Regions from separate parts of the Homo sapiens genome. Here region 1 is linked to region 2. The links are chromatin loops, found by intact Hi-C in ENCODE. Cell type or tissue: endothelial cell of umbilical vein. All regions are shown on one strand. Each heading gives the region's core, and the rest is flanking DNA. Links, peaks and the distances in the headings are about the cores only.

Region 1 (8,337 bases), core at 3,433-5,932, 100 kb after region 2:
TCCTTGAAGATTGTTTTGCATATCTTTGTATCTCCTCCACCACCTGAGACTCTCTGCTGTGTGTAGGATCTCTGCTGAAGAAATCATAATGGAACTGAATCTGTACTTTCACAGGAAAAGTACATGCTACAGGATTTAATAAATATGAATCTTACATAAGGAAATAGCTCAAGGAATTTGAATATTTCAAAGCTCTATCCATATAAAGCCTGAATAATTCATGCAAATATTTGAAGAAAAGAACAAAAGCTTATCTAATATTTCAGTACACTGCTCTTTATTTTGGTCCATAAAAGGAGATCTTGTGCTTAGTTTTGGTGGTAAACTCAGCTTTAGCAGCTTTGAAATGCAGATTAGATCAATTACATCACAATTATATTTGAAAATTGAAAAACAGCATTATCCAAAAGTCAAATTCCAAATTTATGCCTTTTCAAAGGAAGTGTCATTTGGAAAGAAACTGATTCACACCATGAAATATGTGGCATTTCTTTTGGTTTCCAGTCTCTTCTATAGTAGTAGAAGGCTCATGTGATATGCAGACATGTGCTTAATCAAATTTAGCTTTCCTTTTCAAGTTAAGAAAATGTATATGAAGTATTTCTGAGATAAAAAGAGGCACAGTCTTTTTTTTTTTTTTTTTAGCACAAACATCTCCTATGCTGCTGCATTTGTCTTAATTCCTTATTTGAAAATTTGGCTTTGTTTATGTAATGTACAAATTCCTATTCACTTAAAACAGGACCAGAATAGCCTGGAACCCTATAGAGCTAAATGATATTTTAGAGTGCTGATCCTCATTTTCTCTTCGGTAAAGAACACAACACGATTATTTGTATTTATCTTGTCGTACACACACTCAGGATTACTCACTGAGGAATGGGGCTCAAGTTTGGTTGCAAGACTTCCATTTACTAGGCTGTGTGATGTTGAGCAAGTCACTTAATCTCTGAGGTAAAATGAGGGGCCTGTTGCCTAAAATTCCGTGCTTCTGTAATTTAAGTATAATTGACCCAGATGTTTGATGATTACTTTGAAAATTGAAAAAAGATGCTAGTGGCCATAAGAAATTTGTACCACTGTGCCCCGAGTAGTGCTTCTGAAATAGTAACACAGGGAGAAGGTTGGGAGGCCCCTTCTTTGTCATTTACATAGGGTTTGTTTGTCTGAAGTAGCAGATGCCAAGTGTTAGGGGTCCAAAGATGCTACCAGAATTAGAGGAGATGGAGAAAAGGCTAACGGAATTTTCTTAATTCGAAAAAAAAAAAAAAGGCCAGGCGCGGTGGCTTACGCCTGTAATCCCAGCACTCTGGAAGGCTGAGGCGGGAGGATCACCTGAAGTCAGAAGTTCAAGACCAGCCTGGCCATGGTGAAACCCCGTCTCTACTAAAAATGCATAAAATTAGCCGGGCATGGTGGTGCGCGCCTGTAATCCCAGCTACTGGGGAGGCTGAGGCAGGAGAATCGCTTGAACCTGGGAGGTGGAGGTTGCAGTGAGCCGAGATGGCTCCATTGCACTCCAGCCTCGGCAACAAGAGGGAAACTCCATCTCAAAAAAAACAAAAAACAACAACAATAAAAAACCCAAAGCAAAACAGAAATGAGTTTCTAATTGTATTGCAAATTACTTGCAGGACTGAAAATGATTGAACTGTCACACATTTCTACATTAATAAGCACTATCCAAAAGAATCAGTTACAACAGAGTAATTTACCAAGATTAATCTTTAAAAAGAATCTCATTTTTAAGAGCTCATTTTCAGGGTTGTAGATATATATATATATATATATATATATATATATTTTTTTTTTTTTTTAAACGAGGTTTCGCTCTTGTTGTTCAGGCTGGAGTGCAATGGTGCGAACTCGGCTCACCGCAACCTCTGCTTCCCGGGTTCAAGCGATTATCCTGCCTCAGCCTCCGAAGTAGCTGGGATTACAGGCACACACCACATTGCCCGGCTAATTTTGTATTTTTAGTAGATGGGGTTTCTCCATGTTGGTCAGGCTGGTCTCACACTCCCGACCTCAGGTGATCTGCTCGCCTTGGCCTCCCAAAGTGCCGAGATTACAGGCTTCAGCCACCGGCGCCTGGCTGGTTATAGCTTTTTAAAACAATTTGCTTATTGTTTCTTAGTTTGTAGAAAGTTTCTCTTGGAGATTTGTGAAGGAAATACATGTGATCGCTTTTGTGATGTGTTCAGATGGAAAGAAAATCTAACTTTCATAAGAAAAATTGTATCACACTAGATGCAGGAAAAAAATAGATATTCGAAGAACCACATACCAGATGCAGATGAAATGTAATGTATAAAGACTATTTTTATAATGATTTTTTAAATTTAGATTTTTACAATATGGATTTTAAAATTTTATTTCACTTTTAATTGACTAATTTTATACATTTATAAGGTACAATATGTTGTTTCAATACATGTATACATTGCAAAATGATCAAATCAGGCTAATTAACATATCTATCACCTTACATTCTTATTATTTCTTTGTAGTGAGAATATCTAAAATTGAAATACAGTCCTTTTTATTGTAACTGAGAGAAACAAGAGCAATGTATATGTGGTAGAATTTAAAAGTCATATGTGTATATTTATATATGTACATCTACGTACAATTGCCTGTGTACATATAATTATCTGCTATATATTATGCATATGTAATACATATGCACCTGTGTAAGTTGGAATTCTTATCTATTCTATAGAAAGAAAAGTTCTACATTGAAATATAGCCAACATCCAGTTAACTCTGAAAAAAAATCACATCATTGCTTGGCTTTTTCTGTTGTTACTTCCTGTTGGCCTAGTGGCAATGATTCATTATAATGCAATGTAATTCAATATCACATGGTGAATTTAAATGGCTGTATAGGAAATCTGTAACACTGTTCTTGCTTAAAAATGTAAAACTTCAATAGAAGGCGGTTCATCAGAGAATTTGGTAACACCAAATAGTAAACGCTTTGATTTCAGTAATACTAAGACCCTGATAGAATTAAAATGTGACTGAATTTTACTTCTTAGTAATTATTTTATAGCTAATATGTAAAAAAAAAAAAACCACCCTTTTCATCAGTTCATTGTCTTTCTGAAAGTAGGCTGCTTCCATTATATGTACTGAAATATATTTTCCTAAATGTTAGGCTTATTTGATACAAGCACTCATTTTATTTTATTTATTTATTTATTTATTTATTTATTTGAGACAGAGTTTCGCTCTTGTTGCCCAGGCTGTAGTGCAGTGGAGATCACTGCAACCTCTGCCTCCAGGGTGCAAGTGATTCTCCTGCCTCAGGCTCCCGAGGAGCTGAGATTACAGGCGTCCGCAACCAGGCCCGGCTAATTTTTTGTATTTTTAGTAGAGATGGGGTTTCACCATGTTGGCCAAGCTGGTCTTGAACTCCTGACCTCAGGTGATCCACCCGCCTTGGCCTCCCAAAGTGCTAGGATTACAGGCGGCAGCCACCACACCTGGCCTGCACTCATTTTAAAGTTGGAAAAACAGAGGCCCCAGTGATTAGCTTTAGGACGGAAACCAGTAAATAGAAATAAAAACACACAAAAATATATACATATATATACCTACACACATCTATACCTACAAATGTTTATATATGTATATACACACATATACACACACCTGTATAATATACACATATTATATATATTATTTATTTATTTAAGTTTTTATTCTTTGTTTTTTTGAGACAGAGTCTCACTTTGTTGCCCAGGCTGGAGTGCCATGGCGTGACCATAGCTCAATGCAGCCTCGACCTCCCAAACACAAGCAAACCTGCCTCAGCCTCTCAAGTAGTTGCGACTACAGGCATGCACCACCACACCTGGCTAATTTTTGTTTTATTCTTTGTACACATGGGGATCTTGATATGTTACCTAGGTTGGTCTTGAACTCCTGGCCTCAAGTGACTTTCCCACCTCAGTATCCCAAAGTGCTGAGATTACAGGTGTGAGCCACTGTGCCCAGCCAAAACCAAACATTTTTGAGTTAAAAGCCCCTAATAAGGATGGCAGAATTAGATAAACAAATAGGTTCAATAAAGAAGATCTTGACAAAGTTTTAATCTACTAATTTAACGATAATGGAAATTAGTGGAATTCGAGAGTGAAGAAATTTCTGCATTTATAAAAGAATGAATAGAATTTTGGCAGAGAAGCCACTTTGTTTTTGAAACGAGTTAAGAATCAAGGAATAAATTAGGATGATGGCAATTACCTGGTTAATGATATCCAATATATGTAAATTATCTTTGCTGTGGGTAGGAAATTTGTTTATTTTCCATGAGCACTTCAAGAACCCCATTAACAAATTGAGTTACATCTTTTGACTCAACTTTCATTATCTGAATAGTCCTGCTGGGACAGGTAATATTCTCCATTTGGGGCTACAAATGTTTGCATTAGAAATCAATCTATTTGTAAATGTTGTATTCAATTTTACATGATCTTGATCTTATTTTGTTTAAATTTGTTGTTTTTTTCAATGACAAGTTGATGCTTCCATAATACATTTAAAAACATAACATACAATCCTGTAGTTCTGACTGAACTTTCGTCAGGTTTCAGCACTGTAAACCAAGAAACATCAACAGATGAAAAGTTCTCCTCCCAAAAGGGTTAAAAGTCTCCGGGGTTTCTAACTAGATTGACTTCAGTATATTCTAGACATTCTTTTGCTGTTGCTTGGCTCATTTCCTTCTTGATAAGATTCTATTTTCCTTCCTCTTCCTCTTCTCTCTGTTACTTAATATAGCTCCAAAATATGGTATAGTCCTCCAAACCATTGCTTTCAGTGAATGTGTTTATTATGAGATAACTGAAGATTCTGGGGGCACGTGTGTTTCTTATGTTCCTGTTAGTTTGTTGCTTCCCAGTCCACTTCTGATATAATAGAATTTGGAACCAGATTTTTTTTTTTTTTTTTTGCTACCATTCTGACATTGTAACAGCCTTTTCCATTCTCTTTGAACCAAGATTAAGCCACAATTCAGTCTTAAAACAATAAATCATCATTTGCTCCACATTCTTGACCCTTGGCTTAATAAGGAGAAACCTTAGGAACAAACAAGCCTCTTTTACTCTTTCAAGTATTATCACTGTGATTTGAATTTGTCCCCCAAAGTTCATGCATTGTAAACCTAATCCGCAACGCAACAGTGTTGAGAGGTTGGATCTTTAAGAGGTGATTAGGTTGTGAGGGCTCTGCCCTCATGCATGGATTAATGCCATTGTCTCCAGAGTGGGTCACTGATTGTGGGAGTGGGTCCTGATAAAATGATGAGTTCAGCCTCTGATGAGTTCAGCCTCCTTCCCCAGTCTCTCTTGCTCTCTCCCTCCCTCACCTTCCTGCCTTCCACCATGGAATAACACAGCAAGAAGGCTGTTTCCAGATGCTGGCACTTTGCCCTCAGGCTTCCCAGACTCCAGAACTGTGAGAAATAAATTTCTTTTCTTTTTAAATTACCCAGTCTATGGTATTGTTATAGCAACACAAAATGGACTAAGATGGTAACTTTGGCATCTCCAGAGTGTAGTGAAATAAGGACAATTCCAATTCCCTTTTTTTTTCTGTGACCCATTCCCTCACCTGGCAATGAAGGATCTTTGCTGCTTGATTGACATGTGCAAATGGTTAGCTGAACCCCTTGATTCCATATGTCTCCCTCAAAATCACTTTACATCCTAAGGCCAGGATTTGGCCCCTCTCCCTAGGGCCACTGAAGTTTTAGCTAATTCCATTTGTATTAAAATACTGGTTAAGAGCTATAATGGAGGGTGATTGACTCTGAATCTTGACAAATTTAGAATCTTTTCCGGCTATTCAATCAGGCTTTGCCAACCTTCATTTCCTTTATTTTTCAAATGAAGAAAATGAAGCAGGTAATTAAGGATAAATTTCTTGTGTGAGACAACATGGGGAGCCTGTGGCACTTCCAGAATTAGGCCAGGAATCCCTCTGCCAGGGAATTCAGTAGAAATCTCTGCCAAGTTATCTCTTTGATGTCTATCTCCACAATTCTTATTTGCTTTGAAAACTACTGCCTCCTACCTTCGTTTCAGATGTGGAAATTGAAGCTGTAATAAATGTTAAGTATCCTAAAAGCAGGACTCACATAGCAAATTCAAGGCACAACAAGGATTCTCAATCGTTGTGTGTTTGTGCTTTTTTCTAACAATTCCTGCCTACTGCCTTCCTGTGTTAAGATAGGGAGAAGAGGATTGTGGCAGATTCTGGTGTTTTAGTGCCATATGCTCTCTTCATATGAATGCTATTAATCATCTGATTACAGTAAATTGATTTAAGTGCTGGTGAGATCAACATCTCCTGAAATTTATTAATCTATTTATTGAACACCTACTGCATACAATGTAGTACATTAGGTTCTTTTGGGGGAAAATGAAAAACAAAAAACAAAAAACAAAAAGCATATGCTCCTGACAGAGTATCTTATACTATAGTTAGGAAACCACATCTACATAAAATGATATTAGAAAACAGCATATGAAAACATATTTCCTTCATCCCATAGTAAGATGAAACTGTTTTTCCTTTTTAGTGGTTTTGCCTTTTCCACAGCATTCCCATTATAGCCAAAGCCTCTTTTTTTTTTTTTTTTTTTTGATACAGAGTGCCACTCTGTCGCAATCTCAGCTCACTGCAACCTCCGCCTCCCAAGTTCAAATGATTCTCCTGCCCCAGCCTCCCAAGTAGCTGGGACTACAGGCGCCTGCCACCATGCCTGGCTAATTTTTTTGTATTTTTAGTGGAGACGGGGTTTCAACATGTTGGCCAGGCTGGTCTTGAACTCCTGACCTCAAATGATCCACCCACCTCGGCCTCCCAAAGTGCTGGGATTAAAGGCGTGAGCCACTGCACCCAGCCAAAGCCGCTCTTAATATGACCCCTTAGAATGAGATCTATTTTGCTCGCAAAGTGGGATCAAACCAGAATCCGTTTCTTCCACATTTTCTTGACATGCTTTGCATTTCATTTAGCAATTTCTTTGAGTTTCTCTTCCATGTTACATTTCTTCTTGACATAGAAACTAGATTTTCAATGGTAGACATTACTAGCCATTTTGAGCCAGACTTGACTATGTGGTTGGTTGGATTCCCACTGACAAGTATCATGGTGGGCACTCCGACACACCATTTCTCTAGCTGCTTCCATGTGAGTGCCTCCAGGCAGCCAGAGATTATTTTCTCTTCCCTTGCCTGCATCTGTTTACTCCTCCCCATTGGATAGGGCCAGCTTGGGTGACAACATTCCACTGGACTGTAGCACAGTGCACGATCTATCAGCTCAATTGGGATTCTGCCTTTGGGGAAGTGCTTCCTTTCAGGGACTAGAGAGGTAAGAGAAACTAGTCCTGCCTGGTAGGAGACCTGGCTCCTTCTTCCCCCAATCCCCTTTGCCTGTTTTTGATGCTTTGGTTCTGCTCTTTGCTGGGTGAAGGAAGACAGCAGTGTTGGCTGCTTTAGTTTTGGGCTTCCCTACTATGGCACCATTTGGGGCAGCAGCCTAGATGGTGCTGTACTTGGTGGGGGACAACCCCTCACCCCCAAGCATTTTGCTGCTTCTCTCTGGCTGACGTGTTTCCCTTTTAATGTGTACTATAAAAGAAAAGAAGAGGAAGAAAGAGAGAGGAAGGGAGATGAGGGAGAGTGGGAAGGAGAAAAAATATTAATTTTTGTTCTTATGTGAAATTAACGTCTTACTTGCTTTGTGTCTCCTCTTACCCAAGTTGGCTGCAGTGATGCCCTCTCTGACACAGTAGGTCAGAGACCCTGAGGTTCGTTCGTTCTTTCTTTCTTTCTTTCTTTCTTTCTCTCTCTCTCTTTCTCTCTTTCTCTCTCTCTCTCTCTTTCTCTCTCTCTCTCTCTTTCTCGCTTTCTCTCTTTCTCTCTTTCTCTCTTTCTCTCTCTCTCTCTCTCTCTTTCTTTCTTTCTTTCTTTGATGGAGTCTCACTTTGTTGCCCAGGCTGGAGTGCAGTGGCACAGTCTCAGCTCACTGCAACCTCCGCCTACCGGGTTCAAGTGATTCTCCTGCCTCCGCCTCCTGAGTAGCTGAGATTACAGGCACACACCACCACGCCCAGCTAATTTTTGTATTTTTAGTAGAGATGGGGTTTCACCATGTTGGCCAGGTTGGTCTCGAACTCCTGACCTCAAGTGATCCACCTGCCTCGGCCTCCCAAAGTGCTGGGATTACAGGAGTAAGCCACCATGCCCGGCCCTTCATCCTATTTTGATGTCAGAGACCACGTATGGATATAGTGCTGGATGCTTTATTTACCAACTT
Region 2 (8,337 bases), core at 3,177-5,676:
GTTCCCTCCTCCATACCCCAAATAAAACCGGAGTCTACTCAGTTCTCTAGAGATATCTATCAAGTCACCAAAGAATATATTACATGATGCTACAACAAGGCAATCAGCAAAATCTGGACTGGGGGGGAACTTTACAGGATAAATGATCGAGTTACTTCCACAGAAAATTACAAGGAAAAAAGATAAAAAGAAATTAAGTGGGAACCTATAGATATAACGTAGCAACTATTTGCTAAGCGTAGGTCTTATTAATAAAGAACTGTAATGTTGTTAATGGTTGTAGTTACGTATCTTTAATAATTTTATTAAGGCATACGTTTAAATTGGATAGTTCAGCAATTTCAAGTGTATAATTCAATGGTGCTTTTAGTAAATTTACCAAGTTGTACAACCATCACTAGATTATTCCCATAAGACCCTTCACGTACAATAATTGTTAGTCCACCTCGTCCCCAGCTCACCAGATTAACTTTCTGACACCACAGATTTGCCTTTTCTGAACCTTTCACATGGAATCATACAGTATGCAGTTTTGTGTGTCTAGCTCCTTTCACTTAGCACGTTTTGGTCACCTATGTTACAGCATGCTATCAGCAACTTGTTTTTATTGTTGAATAGTATTCAATTGTATGAACACAACATATTCATTCACCAGTTGATGGGCAGTTAGACTGTTTCCAATTTTGAGACATACTGTGAATAATGCTACTATAAACATTTGTGCATGACAATCATTGTGTCGGCAGATATGCAAGAGTAGAATTGCTGGGTCATTATGGCAAATTTATGTTTAACACTTTAAGGAAGTGACAAACTGTTTTCCAAAGTGGTTGCACCATTTTACATTTCCACCAGCTGTGTATGAGGGTTCCTGTTTGTGATTACACTTTTTGAGTATTTATACTTTAGGCATATACACAGAAATACTATGGGCTGGAATTTTATGATTGAGGGATCAAAATAACTGGTGGCGGGGGGAAATGGGTAGCTGTAATAGAGGAAACATATTTATGGTGATTAACCTTTGTTTTCTCTGGGTGGCAGAATATGAATGATTTTTATTTTTTTCCTTTTGTATAGTTGTATATTCTACTTTTATTACATTGATCAATATACACATGGCAGTGTCCAAGACTGACAGTGCAACAACTTGAACATTTCATGAACAGAAAATAATTGACTTGAACAGTAAGCTTTTTCAAGTTTTTAATTTTTTAAGGAAATTTTAAGATGTACAGAATGAGTACTATGTGCCAGGCCCTAAGCTCAGTGCTGGGGGCACAAATTTGATTAAAACTTAGAAACAAAGAAAGGCAAGTCTAGAATGACAATATAGCTATGGTCAGTGCTACAGCAGAGCTAATCACTCAGGAGTCATCTTAATTAGACCCAGGGTCAAGCAAGGCTTCCTGAAAGAGAAGGTTTCTTGAGGGAATGATGTATACACAAAATACTTCTCATTAGAACCATTTCATTAAGTAACACAGTCACTGCTTAATGATTAAAAATGAAGGCCCTGCTTTAAATGCCAAATTTCTTTTTGTAGCTAATATTTCAACAACTTCAAATATCCTTCTTAAATTTCTTATGAATTGAAGAGTAGGAGATTCAGAAAAAAGATAAACATCTTGTCTTGCGATGTTTAGAATATAACGACTACATAAAATCTGTAAATATGTATAACTGGAAAATTTTTTTAATTCATTTTATTTATGTGTGGTTTGATCACAGTCAATCAGCACATCCTTAAATTTTCATTTTAATATCACTTCTAAAAAGTTTATTGATGCTCTAAATAAGGGGTGAGCAAACTATAGGGAAAGAGGGAGAACTGAATATAGAGACCATACATGACCTACAAAGTCTAAAGTATTGGCTATTTGGCCTTTTTTTTTTTTTTAAACAGAAAAAGTTTTTCCACTCTTGCAAAGTCTCTGAATGGATTTCTGTTCATACTGGAGCTAAAACTTGTTTCACCAATAAACTCTTATTATCAGCTTGTAAAGGAAGAAGTCATCAGAAAGGCACTAACTGCTGTGGTACTCGGTCTAGACACTAGCACAATTATAGACTTGCTTATGGTGGGAAGGAGAAAGAGTGGGAAGGGGTTTCTAAGAGAGAATAAACAAAGAGTGAGTAATTAGCTAAGAAAAATGTGGGTTTTGAGGGAAGTAGGAGGAATTCAAAGAACATAGTTGAAGCAGACAAAAAATAAGGAGTAGCCTTAAGGGGCTTTACAATAAGCTGCTCAATTTGGTAGACAACTGCTGGGATAGCAATGAAATACAGAATGTGGAAGCTAGATCTCCTGAGAAAAACTGAGACTCAGAGACATGAAGCTATTTGCCCAAGTTCACAGAGCAAGGGAGTGGGAGACAAACTGAACTACAACTACCTAAATTTCAGTTCTGTTTTTTCCACTACATCACACTGACACCACAAGACGTCAGCCTGGAAATAAACCACTATCAGCTTGTCACAAGTTAGCTCAACTGAGTTCAGAAAGAACAAAGTCTTTTCAGGAGGAGTTCCCCTTCCTCCCCCAATTATCAGTTACTTTTCAGGGAAGAACTGAGCAAGGTGTGTTGTATGCAGAACTTGAAGAAGTGGAGGAAAGGGCATACAAGCAGCTCTATTTATCCCAGATGTTGGGGAAAACAAGAGAATGTTAACCAAACATCATTAAAATAAGCCTTAAGATATCCCATGGCTTTCTAGCAGTAAGAAAAAATGAATTTCAAACAATTTACCTGGTTCCAATTTTATTACTTTAATTGCTGCTAATTCACCAGTGTTAACATTCCGTGCCTAAAAGAAAGAGGAAAAAAGGATTATTGTGAAGAAAGCTTTCATAAAAAGTGTATAAAATTTCACTTTAGCTTACTGTTTTCAGTTATATAAAAATATTTTAAAAGAAATGCAAATGTAATTTATATTTACAAAACAAATAGTTTTTCCTTCACAATAAATTTCAACATTTATGTATAAATTTAATATTGGCAAAACTAATAGCTAATATACACTTAGATGTTAGTACGGATGTGCCAGGCACTATTCTAAATGTTTTAATATTAATTCATTTAATCCTCACAACAACCTTATAAAATAGGTACTGATATTATTCTCATTTTGCAAGTGAGGAAACTAAAGGACATAGAACTCAAAAGAACTTAACAAGGTCATACAGCCAGTGAGTCGACAGTGCTGGGATTCAAACCTAGGCAGTCTAACTCCACAGTCTGAGCCTTTAAGTATTACACTGTATTGCTATTCATTCAAAGGCTAGTTGAACTAATTAACTAGCCTTATATTTTTTCATTTAAAAGCTTTAGGATATGAAAGGCTAACACAATTGTGTATATAATTATGAAAACAGGCCCCCTGCATCCTTTTAAACACACCTGATGGTACAGTCAAATACATGTAGTTCAATGCAAAACCTATTTTTGTAAGCCACATATTAAAAATCACTTTAAAAAATCAAATTATAGATTCCTGGCATTTACAACTGTATAATTATGTATATAAGTACACATAATTATATTATGTGTATTTATGTGTACATATAACAATATATATTATATATAATACACATATAAATAAGCAGAAACTATATTAAAATGGCAGTAAGTCTTTGTCAATTTAAGATATTTTATAATTGGATCAGAACTTTCAATTTGATATTTTAAACTGTTAACTACAAATAATATTCATACCACCAATGAAGAACAATACATGCCATTCCCTGATCACAGAAAGATCCATTCATGTGACCAGATTTATTCCTAGTTGCAACACTCTCTTATTAATGGATTGGTGAAAATCAGTGAATCACCTGGCAAGAGATGGTAACACCATTAACAGTGGAATTCTTCTAAGAATACTAGGGCACTAAAAATACCAGCCAAAGATCTAAGATATGAGGCACCGTCATTGCTGAAAATATAAAATTTAACCATTTAACTCTAAGAAGAACAAAGATATTAAGAGATCTCATAGAAATTAATAAAATTTGCAGGGAAAATTCATTTAAAAATTGTTCCTTCAAACAAAATCCCCATAACTAATAAACACTCAAGGCAGTACAAAAGAGATTTGAAGACTTATTTCAAATTAAACTTAATTTCCATAAAATGGGATAGATGTTTCAAATAGACAGTGCTGGATACTAGTTCCTTTCTCTAGGAAGAAAACATATATAAATGATGAAATAGAAATAAAACCAGAATATCATTCTGGGAGCATTCTGTAAAGGAGGCAGAGTGTATCTGAAAAACATTCAGGTGTAATAGTCATAAAGCTTTTCAAGCACCATCACAACTACTTGCCTCTCCTCACACTTTGATATCTTTTCTCTGGTAGGATTCTCCTTTAGCATCTCCTCCAAATAAGACAACTGCCACCATTTAAAAATCATGCTATGGTTTTTTACTTACTGAGAAGAAATTCAGAGTATGGGTGATTCTACTATGGAAGAGCAGACAAATGTGAACTCAGAAAGCTAGGATGATTATAACTGAGATTTTTGTTACCAATGACCACAGGAGGGCACACTCTCTATTTACAAGTTACACAGTGTTTGTCCAAAATGGTTGCTGTACACAATGTACTCTTCTAAAAATAGATTTACTAACACCAGCATATATTTAACAGAAAAATTATGACACTAACTACTGATGAGTGGTTTACCAAGGTCAATATTTCCTATAGGGTTGACTTATGAATACAATTATTTCAAGTGGTAAATCAGTCTAGAATTTCCTAAAGGCTAACAGTTTTTAAATTACAGTTTTTTAGGGTTAACTGAAAAAAACATAGAGCTAAAATGATTACTGTTCTTTTGCTTTCTATGATGTTAGAAATATCTTCCAATATGTAATTTATTTGGCAGTATTAAGATATTTCACAAAAAGGGGAAAACAGACAATTGAAAGTCCTTAAGAAACTTCACTTCTAAGCCTTTCCTTAGTAAAATCCATGTTTATTAATAAAGGGTCTTTAAAGCTTTATGATTCACCAGGAATCTTGGTCTTCTGCCTAAAATAAGTCATATTTTGCTATCTCTAAATTGACTGTAGTCAAGGTTACACACAAAGGTAAATTTAAAAGTCAATATTATCTCTAACATTCTGCAACTGCTATTCTTTTTTTCAATCACCTTGAGCAGTTTATTTTTTAAAAAGGAGAGCAAGATAGAAATTATAAAATATTAGCACGTATAAAGTTAAAAATTTTGAATTCAGAATATGTAACATAAAATGTTCATACTTGTGAAGGGCAGAAAACAGGATAAAATATTCTAAGCAGCTAGATCTAGTCTGCTGCAACACTGATCTGACCACCATTCTTCAAATGCTCCCACAATGATGTTCTCATCATGCTGTTCTTGACTTATAACTCTGCAAGGGTACAACACATCATTGCTTTAAAGACAAAAATCCAAATTCCCTGTCAGAGTATTTAAAGCTTTCACTAAATACAGCACTTTTTATAACAGCTTTATTGGGATAGAATCCACATACCATGAAGTACACCCTTTCATGGTGTATGATTCAGTTGTGTTTAGTATATTCAGAGTTATGTAACTATACTAACTAATTTTAGAACACTTTCATCACCTCAAAAAGAAACCCCAGACCCATTCGCAGTCACTCCATATTCCTCTGACTCTCAATCCCTGGCAACCACTAATCTACTTTCCATCTCTATGGATTTGACTATTATAAATATTTCATGTAAATGGGATCAAATAACACATGGTCCTTTGTGACTCTGGTTTCTTGCACTTGGTGTAATGCTTTCAGACTCATCCATGTCTCAAACTCATTTATGTGTTACTGCCAAATAGTATTCCATTGTATGGAAATACCATATTTGGGCTGTTTCTACTTTTTAGCTGTTATGAATAATGGTGCTATAAACATCAGTGTACACATTTTTGTGTGGACCTGTTTTCAATTTTCCATTTGAATATCTTCTTTGGAGAACTGTCTATTCAATTCTTTGTCCATTTTAAATTCTTTTTAAATTGTTAATTGTAAGAGTTCTTCACATATATTCTGGATATAAATCCCTTATCAGTCACATGATTTGCAAGTATTTTCTCCCATTCTACATGCTTTCATTTTCTTATGGGTATCCTTTGAAACACAAAACCTTTTCATTTTGATGATGTCCAACTTAACTAATTTTTGTTTCTTGTGTTTTTAGTGTTGCAGCTAAGAAACCATTTGCCTAACCCAAGGTCACAAATACTTTTTTCCTATGATTTTTTTTTCTAAGATTTCTAAGTTTTATAGTTTTCTTAAATTTACGTCTATAATCTGAGTGAATTTTTATACTGTGTCAGATAGGGCTTCAGTTTCATTCTTTTGCCTATGGATATGAAATTGTGAAATACCACATTTTAATCTGGCCCCCATCTATATTTCTAGTCACTCCCTAACCTGTACTTTATCCTCTGGCCAAACTAAACAACCTGCTATTCCCCAGAGCCATCCACGCTTTGTTCCAGCTCCCTCCCCTGGCCTAACAGACATCCTTCGAAGCTCAGCTTAGGCTACCACCACTTCCCACAAGCCTTTTCCTGGCCCTGGTCTCACACCTTATTTCAGTATACACGTCCCCCACCACATACTCCCATAGGTTCTGGGTAACCTTTCTAAAATGGAAGTGGACTGGTGAGGAAAATCCTGCAGGTCTAGACCGATCTCGGCTTAGAGGGGCTCTGGGAAAGTACTAACTTTCAAAGCTGTACCAGAATTTAGTTTGATTCAGTGAGCCTTTCAGAGGCCATTCAGATTTGAACTAGTTTTGGAAAGAATTTTTCTGAGATGATTTCACGCAGATTGTGGAATTATCTCCAACTATCAGAAAGGCATTCCTTGAGAGTGAACTGAGGGTTAACAACATATTCAAGCAGCAATCATTAAGAGCCAAAAAATGTGCTAGGTACAATATAAAGTGGGTTAGAAACAGTCATTATCAGTAAAACATCTGACCATCATCTACTATGTATTGAGCCCCTTGGAGTACTCAAACCTTACTATGTAGAAGGGCATGTCCGATGTGAATATGAATACAAGTTCTGAGTGAGAGTTAACAACGTTTAGTCCTGGCTCTGCCAGTAACCAGCAATGGGATCTGAGCAAGTAATTTCCCTTGTGTCTTCTTCCTGACCCCTCTGCCCACAATTTAATAACATGAAGGTGAAGACAGGCTATTTCTAAGGTTCCTTCTAATTCTAAAAGTCAATGTTTATATCAAATAATTTCATTCTAAATCAACAGATTCCAAATACTGAACCAGCTAGTTGGTTATATAAAAATCATATAAAGAGTTTAAATACAAAACAAAACAATAACAAAATACTGCTACAAATTTTGAATTCTAGGTCAAGCGATTAAGAATGGGACCCAGGATTCTGTATCTTAAGCTACTGAGGTACTGCTGATACACAGTCAGGTTTGGGGACCCAGTTTAAAGCACTATGTTACTGACTTTTAGAAAATGTAACCACCAACTTATAAGCCTGAAAAGGTATTACAGGAATGATGGCATGAAGATGTTACCATTTATGCAGAGGTTTGAAAAGATGGCCTGAATTAGGAAAAACATACAAAAGGGATGGGGAAAAGGGCACAGAACGAAAAGCATGAGCAAAGGCTTGGGGACAGAAAACACAGACTATTTTGAGTGTACCAGGCCAGCCAAACCTCAGAGTACTTCCCATACAACTACTCCCTTTCAGAAGAAAATGGATAACCCATGCTCACTGCTGAAGGGATGGCTTCATGTTCGCTTTCCCAAAGTTGATTAGACTAGGTGTATTAGTTTGTTCTCATGCTGCTTTAAGGAATTGCCTGCGACTCGGTAATTTATAAAGGAAAAAGGTTTAATTGACTCACAATTCCGCAGGGTTGGGAAGCCTCAGGAAACTTACAAGCAAGGCAAAAGGGGAAGCAAACATGTCCTCCTTCACGTGGCAACAGGAATGAAAAGTGCCAAGCAAAAGAGGGGAAGCCCCTTATAAAACCATCAGATCTCATGAGAACTCACTATCATGAGAAGAGCAAGACGGTAATCACCGCCATGATTCAATTACCTCCACCAGGTTCCTCTACAACATGTGGGGATTATGAGAACTACAATTAAAGATGAAATTTGGGTGGGGAAACAGCCAAATCATGTCACTAGGTATGTGTCCACTACAAGGGCAACCAATTCATAGGAAAACTAACAGAGTGACATACATCCCTGGTTTACCCAGAGTACTCCTGGTTATGCCTATTGTACCGGTAGAATTATTAATAATTCTACCAGTACAATAAGAGTGCC

What was found. Peaks named below come from ENCODE experiments on the same cell type or tissue, not always from the same donor. Only the 100,000 strongest peaks of a DNase experiment are listed, where the experiment ranks them.
Region 1: a loop joins it to region 2, with 2.9 times the contacts of the local background. A loop is called at or near these places in 11 of 110 quality-filtered maps.

What each region holds. Positions count from the first base shown.
Region 1 is chr2:39,478,981-39,487,317 of GRCh38, forward strand. All of the region lies in intron 3 of MAP4K3-DT (MAP4K3 divergent transcript), which reads left to right. Among named protein-coding and RNA genes, the nearest start is that of MAP4K3-DT, 46 kb to the left of the region's middle. In endothelial cell of umbilical vein, for the core only: no CTCF peak of the experiment used is centred there; DNase peaks (open chromatin) are centred at 4,791 and 5,411; H3K27ac peaks cover 2,361 bases.
Region 2 is chr2:39,375,316-39,383,652 of GRCh38, forward strand. MAP4K3 (mitogen-activated protein kinase kinase kinase kinase 3) reads right to left here. Exons shown (of 34, transcript NM_003618.4): 2 at 2,751-2,808. Among named protein-coding and RNA genes, the nearest start is that of MAP4K3, 58 kb to the right of the region's middle. In endothelial cell of umbilical vein, for the core only: a CTCF peak has its summit at 4,553 (motif pointing right); a DNase peak (open chromatin) is centred at 4,636; H3K27ac peaks cover 683 bases.